Regions from separate parts of the Homo sapiens genome. Here region 1 is linked to region 2. The links are chromatin loops, found by intact Hi-C in ENCODE. Cell type or tissue: GM12878. All regions are shown on one strand. Each heading gives the region's core, and the rest is flanking DNA. Links, peaks and the distances in the headings are about the cores only. Region 1 holds the start of LOC124902797 (a long non-coding RNA gene). Region 2 overlaps IGSF9B (immunoglobulin superfamily member 9B).

What was found. Peaks named below come from ENCODE experiments on the same cell type or tissue, not always from the same donor. Only the 100,000 strongest peaks of a DNase experiment are listed, where the experiment ranks them.
Region 1: a loop joins it to region 2, with 11 times the contacts of the local background. A loop is called at or near these places in 11 of 110 quality-filtered maps.

What each region holds. Positions count from the first base shown.
Region 1 is chr11:134,094,040-134,102,368 of GRCh38, forward strand. The region is part of intron 1 of JAM3 (junctional adhesion molecule 3); the gene reads left to right. LOC124902797 (a long non-coding RNA gene) reads right to left here and starts at 646. Exons shown (of 2, transcript XR_007062960.1): 1 at 490-646; 2 at 1-309. In GM12878, for the core only: a CTCF peak has its summit at 4,736 (motif pointing left); no DNase peak of the experiment used is centred there.
Region 2 is chr11:133,923,421-133,931,749 of GRCh38, forward strand. It overlaps IGSF9B (immunoglobulin superfamily member 9B), which reads right to left. Exons shown (of 20, transcript NM_001277285.4): 9 at 8,235-8,329; 10 at 8,033-8,149; 11 at 7,564-7,714; 12 at 6,251-6,362; 13 at 3,496-3,671; 14 at 2,319-2,545; 15 at 1,400-1,484. Among named protein-coding and RNA genes, the nearest start is that of MIR4697, 29 kb to the left of the region's middle. RefSeq lists a silencer at 4,184-4,273 and enhancers at 7,074-7,746, 7,314-7,608, 7,394-7,688. In GM12878, for the core only: CTCF peaks have their summits at 4,369 and 7,469 (motif pointing right); a DNase peak (open chromatin) is centred at 5,474.

The DNA of each region.
Region 1 (8,329 bases), core at 326-8,325, 170 kb after region 2:
GAGGGAAGCTTCTCCTGAACCCTCCTTATTCATCATGTTCCACCTTAAACGTCACTTCCTGAGGGAAGCTTCTCCTGAACCCTCCTTATTCATCATGTTCCACCTTACATGTCACTTCCTGAGGGAAACTTCTCCTGAACCCTCCTTATTCATCATGTTCCACCTTACATGTCACTTCCTGAGGGAAGCTTCTCCTGAACCCTCCTTATTCATCATGTTCCACCTTAAACGTCACTTCCTGAGGGAAGCTTCTCCTGAACCCTCCTTATTCATCATGTTCCACCTTACATCTTATTCATCATGTTCCATCTTACATGTCACTTCCTGAGGGAAGCTTCTCCTGAACCCTCCTTATTCATCATGTTCCACCTTAAATGTGACTTCCTGAGGAAAGCTTCTCCTGAACCCTCCTTATTCATCATGTTCCACCTTACATGTGACTTCCTGAGGGAAACTTCTCCTGAACCCTCCTTATTCATCATGTTCCACCTTACATGTCACTTCCTGAGGGAAGCTTCTCCTGAGCCCTCCTTATTCATCATGTTCCACCTTACATGTCACTTCCTGAGGGAAGCTTCTCCTGAACCCTCCTTATTCATCATGTTCCACCTTAAATGTCACTTCCTGAGGGAAGCATCTCCTGATCTCTCAGATTCACACCCCCATTATACACTTTCGTGGCCCCTATACTTTTATAGTATTTATTGCAATTGCAATTAATTATATATGTAGAATTAGAATGTTGTTTGTGTGTGTTGTTTATTTGTGTATTATTAGAAGGCAGGGACCATGACAGTAGGAATTGTTCACTGCATTTCTTGGCCCAAATATAGTACGTGCTAGATGCTCAATAATGTTCGACATTTGTTGAATAAATGACTGAATATATTAATAAATGAGGAAATAGGCAGCAGTCTGCTTCCTTCATATGTAACACGTATGTTAAAAGATATGCTTGGTAGTGAATTCTGAAAGTCTAATGTAGTGAATGAAAGTGTAATATTGGGTTCTTTTCTTCATGTGCTGTGTTAAATTTAGTTAAATTTCAGTAATGAATCTTAGAAAACTGTCAGCATTAGGTCTGTCAAACAAATGTGAGAGGCAGAAAAGTTCGAAGAGAGAAAGTAAACCAGCATTGTTTCCCCACTTACTGAAAATAGGTTTTGTAACAGAATGGTGCAGTCTAAATGAAGAAATACACCTGTTAGGAATACCTTCTAAAGATCTGTTTGCATGTACTAATGCAAATATGGAAAACTCTTTTTTTTTTATTGGCACATGAAGTCTTTTGACTAAGATTTGTTCTAATAGGCCCAGCGCAGTGGCTCACGCCTATAATCCCAGCACTTTGGGAGGCTGAGGCAGGCAGATCACGAGGTCAGGAGATCGAGACCATCCTGGCCAACATGGTGAAACCCCATTTCTACTAAAAATACAAAAAATTAACTGGTTGTGGTGGCACATGCCTATAATCCCAACTATTCAGGAGGCTCAGGCAGGAGAATCACTTGAACCTGGGAGTCGGAGGTTGTAGTGAGCCGAGATCGCGCCACTGCACTCCAGCCTGGCGACAGAATGAGACTCTGTCAAAAAAAAAAAAAAGATTTGTTCTAATATTAAATACAAAATCAAGCAAATCAAATAGAAACAAAAGAGTCTAGGTTAAAGCACTACGGAAGTACTCAGTTACGAGTGTGCTGTTAACTTGCTACATGACCACTTACTAAATAGGGGCTACTTTTTCGCCATCTTAGGAAGAAACTGAGTATACCAGACATCTTAAACATAACAAACATCTTAAATGTTGTCATCTAAGATTCAGACAGGTTTCTAAATGTTTTTGTCCTTGACTTGCAAACACTCAGTGGACACATACAGCCCTCTAACCCACTGTGTCTCAAATGTTGATGTACATGATGTCAGTTGCCATGCATTTTATTTATTTATTTGTTTTTTTGAGATGGAGCCTTACTCTCACCCAGGCTAGAGTGCAGTAGTGCGATCTTGGCCCATTGCAACCTCCACCTCCTGGGTTCAGGTGATTCTCATGCCTCATCCTCCCAAGTAGCTGGGATGACAGGTGCGCGCCACTACACCTGCCTGAGTTTTGTATTTTTAGTAGAGACGGGGTTTCTCCATGTTGCCCAGTCTCTGGTCTCGAACTCCTGGCTTCAAGTGATCCTCCTGCCTCGGCCTGGGATTACAGGCGTGAGCCACCACACCCAGCCCGTGTAGAAGGCATTTATGTAATGAACTGACATCCTTGGAGTGAGCTTTCAGTTTAGTATAAATAGGTAAGGGTTTGGATTCTCTGATCATCTTCTTGGTCTGTTCACTTCCATCCAGAAGGCCTGGGTCTGGATTGGCACCATGGATCTGGTTGAGACAAACAATAAGGCAAGGGCTTGTATGTTCTTTCTTTCACTTTATCGTACTTCATAGCCAGTACATAGTAGTGTTTTATTATGTTATGTTATTTCCTCTATTTTAATTTCTTCTCAAATCCAGGGGCCAGTTGTTTGGGCAGATGTTTACTAGGGACTCTAATCACCTGCTCTTCACCCAAGGAAAGGCAGTCTCTGAAGTCTCATTTCTATTATCTAAAAGCTAGTTCTGCATTTTCCCTTCCTGCAAGCAAGGAATGGTTTTCTTTTGACGTTTCCAGCTATGGTTTGCTTTGAACTGACTTCTTTGTTGTATTGGGGTGTGTGCTCAGTTAATGAGTAATGAACACGATTGGATTCTTCTTTCCTTGGGTAGATACTGGCCAGAATTATTCTTTACCTATGCTGTACCAGTTAATAAAGGACTCCTCAGTTTGTGCTTTCTCATAATTCACCAAATCTAGCAAATCTAGTATCTTTAATTTGGTTTATTATTACCATTAAATATTAGCTGTATGCCCACATTTTGCTAACATGTGGCACTTTGTAGAACTGTTAGGGGACTACCCAGAGAGAGTGCAGTGGTGGTGTGTTTTGGGGTTGTGGAAGAGGGCTGGAATGTAGTCACTGCCCTCCAGAAGTCCCTTTGTCATATATAATACAGAAAAGCCTTTTTCTTGTCCCCTCCACACCCCATCCCCCGCATCCCATCAAGCTGCTTAGGGTGAGGGGAAACACCATGAGAGAGGAATGGCAATAGTGAATGTGTTTTGATTACTCTTTACCATCCTCTTCCCTCAATAGTTTGAACTTTCCTTAGAAACAATTTCTAAGAGGGAATTTCTTAAGTGAGTACTAGGAAAGTTGGCAAATTTTGGAAACAGTGTTTAGTGTCTGTGGTTGCTGTTCTGCATTTCAGGGCGCCTTGCCTACAGATTAATCCCAGCTGGCCACTCTTCTACAGCACTTGCTCAGGAACAGGTTGTATTGACTCCTTCATTTGAGATTCGGTGAAATTCGCAAGTACCTCTGGAATCATTTGATGAACCTCTTTGGAGCATTAGTGATGCAACTTAATGTCTTTGGCAGGGACATTTCTTCTCACATCTTATTGATACTGGGTTTGAGGAGCAGGCTGACTTCTGGTTGTGTAGTCAGCTCTCGGTTTTTTTCTACTAATGGAGAAGGGAGGCATTATAGGGAATGGAAAATTCAAGTTGCAAAGCATTAAAAACAATTTAAAATTATGTTTCATTTAAACTAACAATTGCTGTATTTCTGACCAAATAATGTTTACTTCAGGATAATGTTTTCTTGATTTATTTTTATATTACAAGTTGCCACTTTATAAATTCTACAGATCATGGAAAGTAGTTTAAAAGAGTGATCTTCAGATTTTTAAATTTAAAGTCTATTCTTAATTTTCTTTTATATATATGTATATATATATTTATATACACACACTTTGCACTGTAAGATATTGAGTTTATGACATTAAGGACTCTGGCCCTTCAGTTCTTGAAAATTTAGTGCTTATAAAATTGTGAGGACTATATTCTAATCATTTTCAGTCAGTGAAAAACCTATATACTTTATGAAGCACGCAGGAAACATCTCCTTTTCTGCTTAGTTCCCCTAAAAATGTGGATCAGATCCATCTCCTGGGCCTAGTCAGTATTGATTGAGTGTATACCCAGGGCATCGTGCTAAAGTGTCACCCAAGCTCTGCTCTCCAGGGGAAGAAGAGCTAGCCATTCCTTTTACTGTGCATGCATATGTATATAGCTCACCTATATCCAGAAAACTTAGTTTACAAATGGACTGCTTTTTAGGGAAGGAGTGGACACAAAAGTTCAACTTCAGAGAGGAAAACTAAGAGCAATGCCAAATTAACTGAAATCTTCTGTTTTGAAAGAGGTCTTTTAATTTAAAAAAAGCTAGTTCTTGGAAAAAGCACAATAATCAAAACCAAATGTACCTCATTAGAAAGTTCACGTGAGATAATTTGGGATTTGCAAAATTAGTTTTAATCAATTGTGAAGGACAGCAAGACTATTTCTACCTGTGCCAGGTAGAAATAGTATGTATCTAAAGTCAGAACCATTAGTGTCGGGGCAAGTATAGATACTCATTCTCTGTAGTTGGGTCAGTTGTCTTCCTTATATGTTCGCCTTAGCTAAAATGGCAGAGAGAAATCCTTGTTGCATCATAACAAGGACATTGTCAAAGTACACTGAACTCATGAATTAGACAAATAGCAGCATTGTATCTTCTTTTTCTGGGCCTGATTTTGAGGTATACTGCACTTCCTAAGGGTGATTTCAGAGCTAGCTTGCAGGTGGAGCTCCACCTGCTGATACTTGTGAGGGATAGCTCAGTAAGCACTCCTTCAGCTAGCATGTTTCCCACTAACATTCACACTGATACTCCAGCCTAGAGAAAGACCTTTGGGTTACACCAGTCTCCAGAAAGCCTTCATTTAAATGCAACTAGGGAGAGGCGTGGTGGCTCACCACCTGTAGTCCCAGCACCTTGGGAGGCCAAGGTGGGCAGATTGCTTGAGCCCAGGAGTTCAAGACCAGCCTGGGAAATATGATGAAATCCCATCTCTGCAAAAAATACAAAAATTAGCCATGTGTGGTGGTGCATGCCTGTAGTCCTTGTATGCTTGGGAGGCTGAAGTGGGAGGATTACCTGAGCCTGGGGTTTCGAGGCTGCAGTGAGCTGTGATCATGCCACTGTACTCCAGCCTCAGTGACAGGGTGAGACCCTATTTCAAAAAATAAAAATAAAAATAATACTACCAGGTTGCATGGGGGAGGAATGAGGTAATTGTAAAATGAAGGTTTCAGGGAAAAGCCTGGGCAAGCAGCTCTTGGCCTGGGAAAGGCAGGCCCAGGAACAGATTTCAGAGTTGTCCCAACAAGTTGGGTGAAATCTGTTTCTATTTGCTTCATTTTCTTTTTCTCTCCTACTCCTCACTACTTAGAAGGGGATTTGAGGGACCCATTTAGATCCTTTTCTCACTGTCTCGCCCTCTCTCTGATGGTGGTATTGAGGATAAGACAGTATTTGTCATCTGTAATTAACTGTACTGCATTTGTAAGGCAAGTTGTGCTGTACTTGATTTTTATGTTTCTTTCAAGATTTCTGCCCTTTGCCTCCTGTATTTTTCTATTTATTTGTTTATTTATTTAGGGACAGAATCTCGCTCTGTCACCCGCCCAGGCTGGAGTGCAATGGTGCGATCTTGGGTCACTGCAACCTCCACCTCTTGGTCTCAAGCAATTCTTCTGCCTCAGCCTCCTGAGTAGCTGGGATTACAGGTGTGCGCCACCACGCCTGGCTAATTTTTGAATTTTTAGTAGAGACGGGGTTTCACCATGTTGGTCAGGCTGGTCTCGAACTCCAGACCTCGTCATCCGCCTGCCTTGGCCTCCCAAAGTGCTGGGATTACAGGCGTGAGCCACCGCGCCCGGCTTGCTTCCTTTATTTTTCTAACCTCATCATTTTCTGCTTTGCTCAGTGGAGATTTTCCAATAATGTCACCCAAAATATACTTTTAAGTCAATGTGTGCTATTTTTTAAGTCACTTCTGACTTTAATGTTAGACCTCTCCTTTGATGAAAGTTAAATCTCATGACATGGGAGAGTGACATTATATCTTTAATTAAGATGTTAAATTCTTCTCAAATTCTGTTTCTGATTAGAAAAGTACTTTGAGGTGAATCCCCCTTTCCTCCTTAAAAAAAAAATAGTGGTCAGTTCCTATCTCTAGGTCTTCAGTGAAATGATCCCATTTTTCTGATCCAAACAAGTTTCTGTGGCTCATCTGCTCTGCAGAGCCCTGTGTCTTCTGAGGAACGATTGCTTTCTGCATAACATACAGTGTTCTTTGCTGCTTTCCACCCACAGAGCCTTTCTTGCTGAGGAGGAGGTGTGATATAGGAAAATTATGAGGGCTTTTCAAACTCGCTTGCATTGATGGCCCAGATGGTGAGGAAAATCCCTTGGGGAGCTAAAAATTGAATGGGTTATAGCAGATTTTTAAAATCCCTAATTAGACTCTCCTTCTCTTTAAGACCACTTTTGAGTTACCACTGTATTTATATATCTGAGTCCTGTTTCCCAACTGCTAGTGAGCTCCTTGAGGGCATCCTTGGGTCTGTACACCACTGAAATCTCAGCACCTAGAAAGCAGTTCTCTAATAGTGGCTGATACCATGTGAATGCATTCTCTGCGTCAGGTCCTGTACTCAGCACTTTACGTATGCTCTCTTACTCTTACAACTGGAGGAGAAAGGTATTATAATTATCCCCATCGTATGGATGAGAAAACAGAAAGATTGGTGAACATCCAAGCCAGAAACACTTGATAAGCAGTAGAGATAGACTTCAAACTCAGATGTTCTAGAGTTTCAGCTCTTAACCACTATATTATACTGCTTCCTTACTAGACAAACACTTAGTTTTAAAGTAAATATTTTTTGAGTAAAAAAGTGAATGAAGTAAAGTTAACTAAAGTTAATTTCCTGAAATCACAGTGATGTTTATGTCTTCTTTCAATAAACCATTCTCGGTATAAGTGGTCAGCCAGGATACATGTTGCTGTGCCTGGTGCTCCTTGTAACTCAGGAAGATATTGCCCCATTCTAAACAGCCAGCATGGGGTAACAGTGTAAGCACTGTGAACATTTCTTCTCTGTTCTTACCCATCTTCAAACAGAAACAACCAGGAGCAGTTTAACAGTGATACTTGAGTTATGAACTTCATACATATTGCTTAATTGTAATGGCAAATTAATGTGTTAACATTTATAGAATGGTACTGTCATTGAAGTTTGAATTTAAATGTGGGTTTTAACCCAGTTCTATAATAATTGCTGTGCTCTGGGAAACACTGAATCTTTTCAAGGAGGACAGCTATTTAACTATAAGTAGAGTCATTTGAAATGCAGAAGACCAGAATATTTATTCAAAGAGTGGTAGCAAAGAAGTGAGATGAGAACTGAGGTGGAGTGTTCTTTCCATCCTAGTGGAGAGAACACAGAGCTGTGAGTCAGGGTATCTGGAATCTAAGCATGTCTCCAGGCTTAAGTTTCTATTGTGAGTTTAGCTAAGGCATTCCTGTTGATAATACTATTGCTCTAATACCAAAAAGTGTCCACTAGAAAATAGAGTAACCTTTGTGCCTTTGTAATGATAGTGTTCTTTTGGTATAATACTCTACTACCACAAGTATTGCCTTTTATCATCTTAAAAACAAATCTGATCATATTTCTCCCCTTATTTATTCTTTTTCCTCCAGTTTTTATCGAGTGCTAGCTATGTGCCAGGAATTTATAAGTCCTTTATGTGTGATAACTCATTTATAAGCTCATGCCTGTAATCCTAGTATTTTGGGGGGCTGAGGTGAGAGGATTGCCTGAGGTCAGGAGTTTGAGACTAGCTTGGGCAAGATAGCAAGACCGCATTTTTACAAAAAATTTAAAAATTAGGTGTGGGGTACACATCTGTATTCCCAAGAGTCTGAGGTGGGAGAATTGCTTGAGCACAGGAGTTTGAGGCTACAGGGAGTTGTGATCATGCCACTGCAATCCAGCCTGGGTGACAAAGTGAGACCCTGTCTGTAAAAATTATAGTAACCTATTTAATTATCTCAGCCACCTTACGAAGTAGGCACTAATTTAGACATTTCATAGATGAGAAAACTGAGGCACAGTAACATACCCAACGTAGCATGGTAAGGGATGGAGTTCATATAAAACCCAGACAGTTCAGCAGTATTCGCTGTCCTGCAGCCTCCGCTGCTGATAACCCAGGCAAACAGGGTCTGGAGTGGACCTCCAGCAAACTCCAACAGACTTGCAGCTGAGGGTCCTGACTGTTAGAAGGAAAACTAACAAACAGAAAGGACATCCACACCAAAACCCCATCTGTATGTC
Region 2 (8,329 bases), core at 82-8,081:
GAGCCAAATCTCTCGTTTCACCATAAGGAGCTGAACGTCCTCCTTTCCTGCCCAAGTCTACAGAGCTCGTTATGACCGAGCCAAGACTAGACACCAGCCTACCATCTTATACTCATAGGAAAGTTGTGTCGGTAAGTGCCACTGCTTAGGTTCAGCAAAGGCAGAATCGATAGATTGTAACGTATTTGGCCAGAATTCATTGCTGCATCGATAATAATAATGGATAAAAATAATCCAGATGATGCTGATTGTCTGAGGGGAAAATGAAAGCTACAGCCTTTGGAAATGGGGGACCTAATACAGGGAATGCTGAGGCTGCTGCCTCCTCCTTCCCCTGTGTGGAAGTGTCTGACGAGGCACATTTCCTGCCAGGAGCTGGCATAGAGCTACTGAGCACAGAATGGTCAGGGGTGGGCCCACACAACACCCCTTCTTCAGCTCCAGCCTTGGATGCAAGCTCTCATCCCTGTTCCTCCAACTCTGAGTCTATTCCCCACAGAGAAGTCAAGAAAGACTGTGGGTTCTGCTACCTGTAGGACACAACCTTTTTTTTTTAAAGCCCATTGATGCCTAATGTATAAAGCAGAAATTGCACTCCACACCTGCCCCTGCTCTCGTGCTCCCTGCAGTGTGCCCACACCAGCACTTCCCCAACTCTACAAGTCCTGCTGCATGAGCTCCTCAGACGAGGTCACTGTCACCTGGTCCCAGGGGACTCTGGGTGAGCGGTGCCCAAGGAAATGATGCCATCACTTGCTTATAAGCAAGAGCCTTTTCCCATACCAAGGACACCCCTTCACTGGCGGAGGAACCTGCTATGTCTCAGGAACTATAGCTGGAGAGAAGATGTGTAGAAATGGGACCAGGGCCAAGAGAAAGAAAGATAAATGGAGAAAATGCTAGGGAATTGGCTTTATTTAGCCTTAAAAATCTAGAGAGAGGAAGGAAGGGAGGAAAACACCAAACAACAATTTTCCAAATAAAACCCACATAATTATAAAGAAGTCTATCACAAGCATTTGATAAACATGGTTGACCTGTTGTTTCCTCCGATTCACAGCCCCTCCCCGACAAGAGGAAACTGAAAATGTACAGCAAATAGCACTTCAATCAAGTCCTTTTTGACTACTATAATGAGAAGATTAGTTGAATTTCTTTCTGTGGCTGTCTTATACAAGTGTCAGAAACTCAGCTTCTGAGCTTCACGAAATAGCATGCATCATGGAAATATGGGTCTGGTGGGCTTAAGAAAGGCTATGACTCACGCAGCTGCAACCAGGCACTGCCTTAGTTTCCAATCCAGCTTCTCCTCGTGGAGTAGCCATTTCACAAAATGACCCCCATGCAGCTCTGGGGCTTATGTCCCTATAGTTGCAAGAGCACCCTCAACCCAAAATACCTGTGCTGGAGACGCCGGCGATGTTGCTGGGCTCGCTGATCAGATCCTGCATGACGGCCAGAACCCGGAACTCATACCACGTGTCCTGCAGCCCCAGGGACAATACCCAGTCAGCCGAGGGACCTGAGATGACCACTGTCCCCTCACACACTCATCCTGCACACAGCCTTGCAAAGGGCAGGGCACCCAAAGCACAGGAGGACTGCTAAGTGTCTAATGCTAAGCGATGGTAGCACTGGCCAATTGCTGTGGTGTAAACACTCTTACAATGGCTGACTTCAAGCTACGAACGTGAGGTCACCGAAAGCGTTGGGAAGAGATATGTACAACAGGCTCTCCAGGGCCACTGGGAGCCGACTCCAGCAACCACTATTGATAAATAAGTGTCCAGGAAGGAAGACAGAAAGATAGATGAGACTGTATCTTAGGAAACCAGCTGCTTCCTCTCCCCAGCTAGATATCCAAGTTTAACGGAGCTACTGGAAAAAGAGATAATGCACTTTCTTCCAGGAGCTCTAAATTACTGGAGAAGGGGTTCTTCCCTGGACACACCTAGAAGAGAATTCTTCTTGGAACTTCTCTGCCCACCCCAGGTTAGGCTCAGCAAGGGCTGGGGTCAGTGCTCTGATTACGCCTGCTGGCCTCTCAGCCTGCCCTGCCCAGCTTGTAGCGGTGCCGGGACCCTCAGTAGAACACAGGTCCCCGCTGCCCCAGAGCTGGCCCCGAGCCTGTGGGCCATGATCTGAGGAGTCCAGGCCTTGGTAGCGAGTCTGGGAGAATCCAGGACCAGTGGTGAGGAGGTACAGGATGTGGCTGGCCTCACACACCCAAAGTTGGTCACTCAAAGCTTCCAGTGCCTCTAGAGTCTTGTCGCTTCCCGGATTTGGGAAGCAGCAGCAAGGAAGAGCAAAGCCCTCACCTGTGACAGATCCTTGGCAAAGAACTCTCCTTCGGTGCCGGGGATGCCATCGTCGAGCAACTCCCAGCGCTCTGCGACACGGAACTCCATGATGTAGCGGTCGATGGGAAAGCTGTGGTTGGCAGGCGGAAGCCAGGACAGGAGCACACCCTGCTGAGTCCGATTGGCTATGAGGCACCTCGGTGGGGTGACCAGCACCAGGGGTTCTGGAGTTGTAATAGGGAATGCTGCGGCGGGGGAAGGAGAAGAACCACAGCGCATCAGCGAGGCCCAGGGCAGCCACCGCACCCCCCACACTCCTGTGCACATGTCAGGGCCCAGAGGGAAGCAGAGTCAGGGCCCGGGGCCCAGGGCTTCAGGGTTCTGCCTTCAGAGTACGTCTAAACATACATGAGGGAATCGTGTACTGCAAAAGGGAAGAGAAATGGGAACTATGGGGAAGGAGGAATAATTAAATGTCATCAAAGTATCTCCTGTGCTCTTCCAGGGAGCTAGGGATATCTTCTTTCTCACAGCACAGCAGTCACTCTTTCCATTCCCTTCTTGGCCGGGGTTTGGGGGTCAACACAAGGCCCCACAGAGGTGCCAAGGACTGGGGGTGAGCATCCCAGACTGCTGTCCACCTTGGCGGCCGCTCAGGAGCGGATTCTGGGAAAGGGGCTGGAGTCGCGCCACCTACACCACCTAGGAAAAGCCTGTTCACAGTGGCCCTTTCTCTGGCTCCAGAGCAGAGCAAACACAACTGTGGCCAGGCAGGGAGGAGTATGAGGCTGCCTCCAGGAAGGTGGCCTGGAAGACTCTGCAGCGGGAGGCAGCCACATGCCTACCGCCCAGTGACGCTGGGGCCAGAGGCCAGAACCGGCAGGCGCTGCCAAGGAGGGAGGATGCCCAATCTCCCCTGAAAGCAAACATGTGGCCTGACAAGGAAAGAGAAAATTCTAAGTGTCTTTCTTCCACCTGAAAAAGCAACAGGAATTCGGCCAATGGCACTCTGATGCAGGACCAGCAAACCCCACAGAGACCACAACAAATCCTCACGGGGAGATCAGATGGCACGGCTCTGTGGAGCACTCAGCAAGGTACCGGCACACAGGAGGCCGACTGCTATAGCTGCCTGGGCCACCGCCCCCACCACCTCTACAACCCCCGCTCCCAACATCCCACCCCGGGCCCTCACCTAAAGTGTTCACAGTGACCACCTCACTGAAGGCGCTGGTTCCCAGCTTGTTCTGGGCCAGGACGCTGAACTGGTACGCTGTCTCAGGCTCCAGGGTGTCCACCAGCAGCCAGCTGGGTCCTGGCGGCACTGGCAAGGACAGCCAGTCATGGGGCCCAAACTGTGCCCGCTTCATCCTGGCCAAAAGAGAGAGACAGGATAGGGGACGAGGGGCGGGGTGGGTCACACTGGAGAGAAGAGGGTGCATGCAGGGTGCTCAGGGAGAAGGCACTGGTGGGCCTGGCGTTCCTAGGTTCAAGGGCAAGAAGAGGGCATGGCCCAGAGTGGATGCCCTGCCCAGCTTTGGCTGTGCCAATCCTCCTGATGCTGGGTCACCAACCACAGCTGGCATCTTTTCTACCAAAGGGGCCTTTAGGTGCAAGTCGTGCTCAGGACACTGGTCAGATGGATTACCAGCTGCATTGTGGGAGAATCCCACCCTGGTCACAACCCTAAGAACAAGCTCTGCCTTGGGAGAGTAAGGCTCTGGGGTATGGGGATAAGCGGCTCAACAGTGGCAGGATGAGGGAAGGAGCCCAGGACCTGGCTGCACACACCCCCAGGGACAGCTGAAGTAGGGCCTCGGGTAACCCACAGGGCTCATTCATCCAATCAGACTGGAGTCACCTGAGATGTCCAGGGTATAAGACCATAATGACCAGGGGTTTCCCCACAGTGGGGCCAGGATCCCTAAGGCCGTAAGGGTTGGAAGAAGGTCACGCTATGCATGGAGAGTAGGAAGACGGGCCGAGGGTGTTCCCTTGTTCCACAGGCTCCCAACTCCCAGCAAAGCCGGAGGGCTATGGGTGCAGTGCTGCCACGTCACCACAGGGAGGAGACATGGTCCTGTGGGACTGGCCCTCTCCTTGCAGCCCTGAGCTGTAACCTGGTGGGTGCCCTCCAGGATCCACTCCCGGGTCCCGGCTCACTACCGTGCACGCCCAGGAGGGTGAGATGAGGCAGCGGAAAGCAGTACAAAAAGAAGCCGGCGCCAAACGTCGGAGTCAGTGCACAGAGTTAGAGGCAGGCAGAAAGAAAGGAGACCTCCCCAACCTCGGCCCCGCCCTTCCCTGGCCCAGGCAACAAAGCAGCGAGGAGCCACGTGTGGAAAAGCAGTGCAGATGAGCAGCAGCGTGGAGCAGCAGCGTGAAGCAGCACCGCAAGCAGCAGGGGAGCCCCAATCTACACCTGAGCCCCCCATCGTATGCCCAGACCTCCCACCCAGGCATCTCCAAAGACAGCTTGACCACACCAAATGTCCCACCCTGGACACCTAGGCGCTGAGCAGCACCGGTCTCCCAGCAGCCACCGGGCAGGCTGGTTAGGGCCCCCACGCTGCTGCGGGAGGAACAGAGTAAGGGGACGGGAGGTGAGCTGCGGCAACTCCCATCATCCAGGTGCAGTTCTCCAATCAGAATCAAGACACCCAGGACACTCCGCCCGGGAAGCAGCCACCGAACCACCATGATGGGAGACAGAGCGGGTGCCCCTCTCAACTTCCCTCGCTGCTGAGAAGTGGATAAAGGGGTCTCCCTGAACCCCCTGAGCTGCCCCAGGTGCCTGCCTTTTCCCCCTCCCCTCGAGCTCCCCCTCCTCGAGTTGAGCCTGGCTAGAGAGACACCTGCAGGTGAGACAGGTCTAAAAGAAGGCACTGAGGGGCTCGCCCTCCCAGCTCAAGGTTGTCACCCCCGGGGCAGGGCAGGTGGCTGCCACTCTTACTCAAACAGGAGTGTAGGGAGGGGCAGCCCTTGGGGGTGGGAGGAGTCAGCTAGGCTTCCTTCTCCTCCCTTCCTGTGCCTCCTGCCCTCACCCCGCTTGGCACATTTTTGAGATCTGTATCTACCCTAAGGTTTGCGCAAAGACCTCATATGACTGCATCTGGCTAAACTGACAACAGAGGAATGAAAACAATCGAGAAACACATGGTCCTAGAGAGAAAATGCAGGGGCTGACCCCAAGGCTGGGAAGTGAGCATCACCTCTCCACACCAGTTTCTGTGGCCTCTGGGGAAAAGACAGAATAAAAACTAGACTACAGGAGGTGGGGAGGGTGAACACGTACAAATCATAGTGAGAAAGAACCAGTAAGACCTGGTGTTTGCCAGCACAACAGGATTACAAGCAACAATAATGTATCATACATTCTTAAACCACTATGAGTATAATTGGATTGTTGGAACACAAAGGACAAATGTTTGAGGGGTGGATACCCCTTTACCCTGATGCGATTATTACACACTGCATGCCTATATCAAAATATCTCACGTACCCCATACCTACAAACGTATGTACCATGTACCCACAAAAATTACAAATACAAAAATACAAAAAAAATTAGTCTAAAAACTAGACTCTACACTTAAGGCTGGGCAATTTCACAAAGCCCTTGAAGGGCAGGAGTCTCTTCCAGGCTCCAGAGGAATCCAGAGGATGAAGCAGGACGCAAAACGAGGCAGCACGTGAGCAGGGAGAGGGCACAGAGAGGCCCAGACCCCTCAGGCCACAGGGACACAGCCATGCCCAGAGTCCCTTCAGACCCCTCCCGTCACCCACAAGGACCTCATCACTGTCTCAACCCACCTCAGTCTGTGCAGGGCTGGCAGGCCAGGAACTGCAGCCTCCTCCTACCTCCCCCCACCCGGGGTAGCCTGCAGGAAGACCGGGGAGGGGAGAAGCAGAGAGCAAAGCATGCCGGGGTGACTCACAGAGGTCCGTACCAAACTGAGAATGTCTGCTCGTAGCCTCCATCATAGCCTGGTTCCCAGGACACGTTGGCAGTTGTCATGGAGACCTGGACCCGGACACTGCCCGGGGCATGGGGGCTGGTGCCTGGAGATCAAGTGGAGACCTCTCAGACTGAAAAGAACTCAGCCACGTGGCTGGGTGCCCACCGTCTGGCTGTGGGGAACCTGAGAGGCTGAAGCGCATGGCAGCGGAGCACAATACTGCAAGTGAAGGGATGGGGGCGACGGGGATGCTCTCAGGCGCCGACTCCCCTGACCCTGCTTGTTAGTGGGGTTGGAGCAGGAAGCCTGTCCCACTGTGCGGTCTAGTCCAACTAGGAGATCACATAGCATCAGGAATGGGTCCAACAGAAACCAGAGCCCTCCTCGTCCTGGCCCAAATCCTGTGCTTCTCTGGTGAGCACAGAAACACTCTCTCCTAAGGCGGCAGGCACAGCCACAGAGCCCCTCCCGTAAGGTTCTCTGGCCTCAGAAGACAACTCCGTCCCACCCCAATGCTGGCATGTGGGCAGCACAGCACAGCAGTTAGGAGCCCCATCCTGGCTTCGATTCCCGGACCCACTACTTCTTAGCGATGTGACGCCGGAGAAAGCATTCGGGCCACGGCAACCTCTGCTTCGAGGAACCTACACTAGAGAAACCCCAGCTCGCACCTCCCGAGTTGTGAAGGACGAGCTGTGCAGACCACTTGGAACAGAACCTAAAACTGGTGGTAAAGGCTCCAAAAGCATTGGCTGTGACTGTGATTATAGCCGTCAGGACCCAGAAGGACAGGCTGAGAGGGCCCAGGCGAAGGTCCTGGGACACGCGCTTCGGGCAATCGGAAACGGGAACGCCCAGACACAGAACCCCAGAAACTTCCTCCTGCCCAGCCTCCGCACGCCAGGCCTGGCCTGCAGGTCTCAGCTCTGCCCTCATCTGAGATGCTGCACAGTCCCCGTCTCCCTCATTCCAGCCCTCCAGCTCTCCCTAAGGCCCTTAAACTCAAGGCTCTGCAGTCCCTGCCAGCCACACAGCCGCCTCTTTCCCTCAGGTGGGCTGCTGTGGACATCAGGCCTGTCCCCAGAAAGACCTCCCTGAGGACAGGAGCCACGCTGCCCTTCCCCGACAGAGCCCACGGGGGCAAAGGCTGCCGGTGCTGGACGCGGAGTTCAGGGCTGCACTGACTTAGGAAGGGAGCCCGCAGAGTGCAGCGGCCACCAGGGGACGCTCCCAGCGTCCAGCACCCCGCCCCCAGCCAGCCTGCTCTGTCCCCGCCGCCCGGCCCAGCCTTGCCGGCCACGTACCGATGACGGTGAGGTGGGTGCTGGCAGTGATGCTCGTGACCACGTTGGTGGCGACACATTCCCACTCCCCGTGGTCCTCCTTACTCAGGGCACGGAACTGCAGGCTCCCACTGGGCAGGGCACTGTGCTTGCTTCTGCTGGGCTTCCCTACCTTGGTGAACAAGGGGCAGGGAAGAGGGTGGGAACAGAAATGGGGGTTAGGAGAGAAGCCCGAAGCAGATGGGGAGGACGCGCCTGAGACCCCGGCCCGCCCACGCTGCCCTCCTCCCGAGTGCCTGCCGCTCTTCAGGGTCAGCTCACTGCTCGGCATCTAGCCTGGTCAGGGCAGGTCCAGAATAGAACTGCTCGCTGGGCCCTCACACCTCCCCTCAGCCCCGGGGCTCGCTGGGCCCTCAAACCTCCCCGCAGCCCCAGGGCTCCCTGGGCCCTCACACCTCCCTGCAGACCCAGGGCTCCAGGGCCCAGGTACCTTTCTCCAAGTGATGACAGGAAAGGGGTCCCCTGCGGCAGCACAGGGGATAAGTAGCTCCCGGCCGGCCTCCTGCCTGTACTCCCAGCCTGGTAGCACCGTGAAATAGGGGGGGTCCTGGGGAGGAAAGCACAGGCACCCTCGTGAGGCCGGGGATCCAGGTGCCCAGCTCATGGAGGCCGTCACAGCCCTGGGACCTCACCTTCAGGACAAGCCTCGCAGGGGCAGACTGGCCCATGGTCCCCAGAGTGTTGTAAGGCACACAGGTATAAGTGCCAAGAGCCTCCTCTGTGGCCT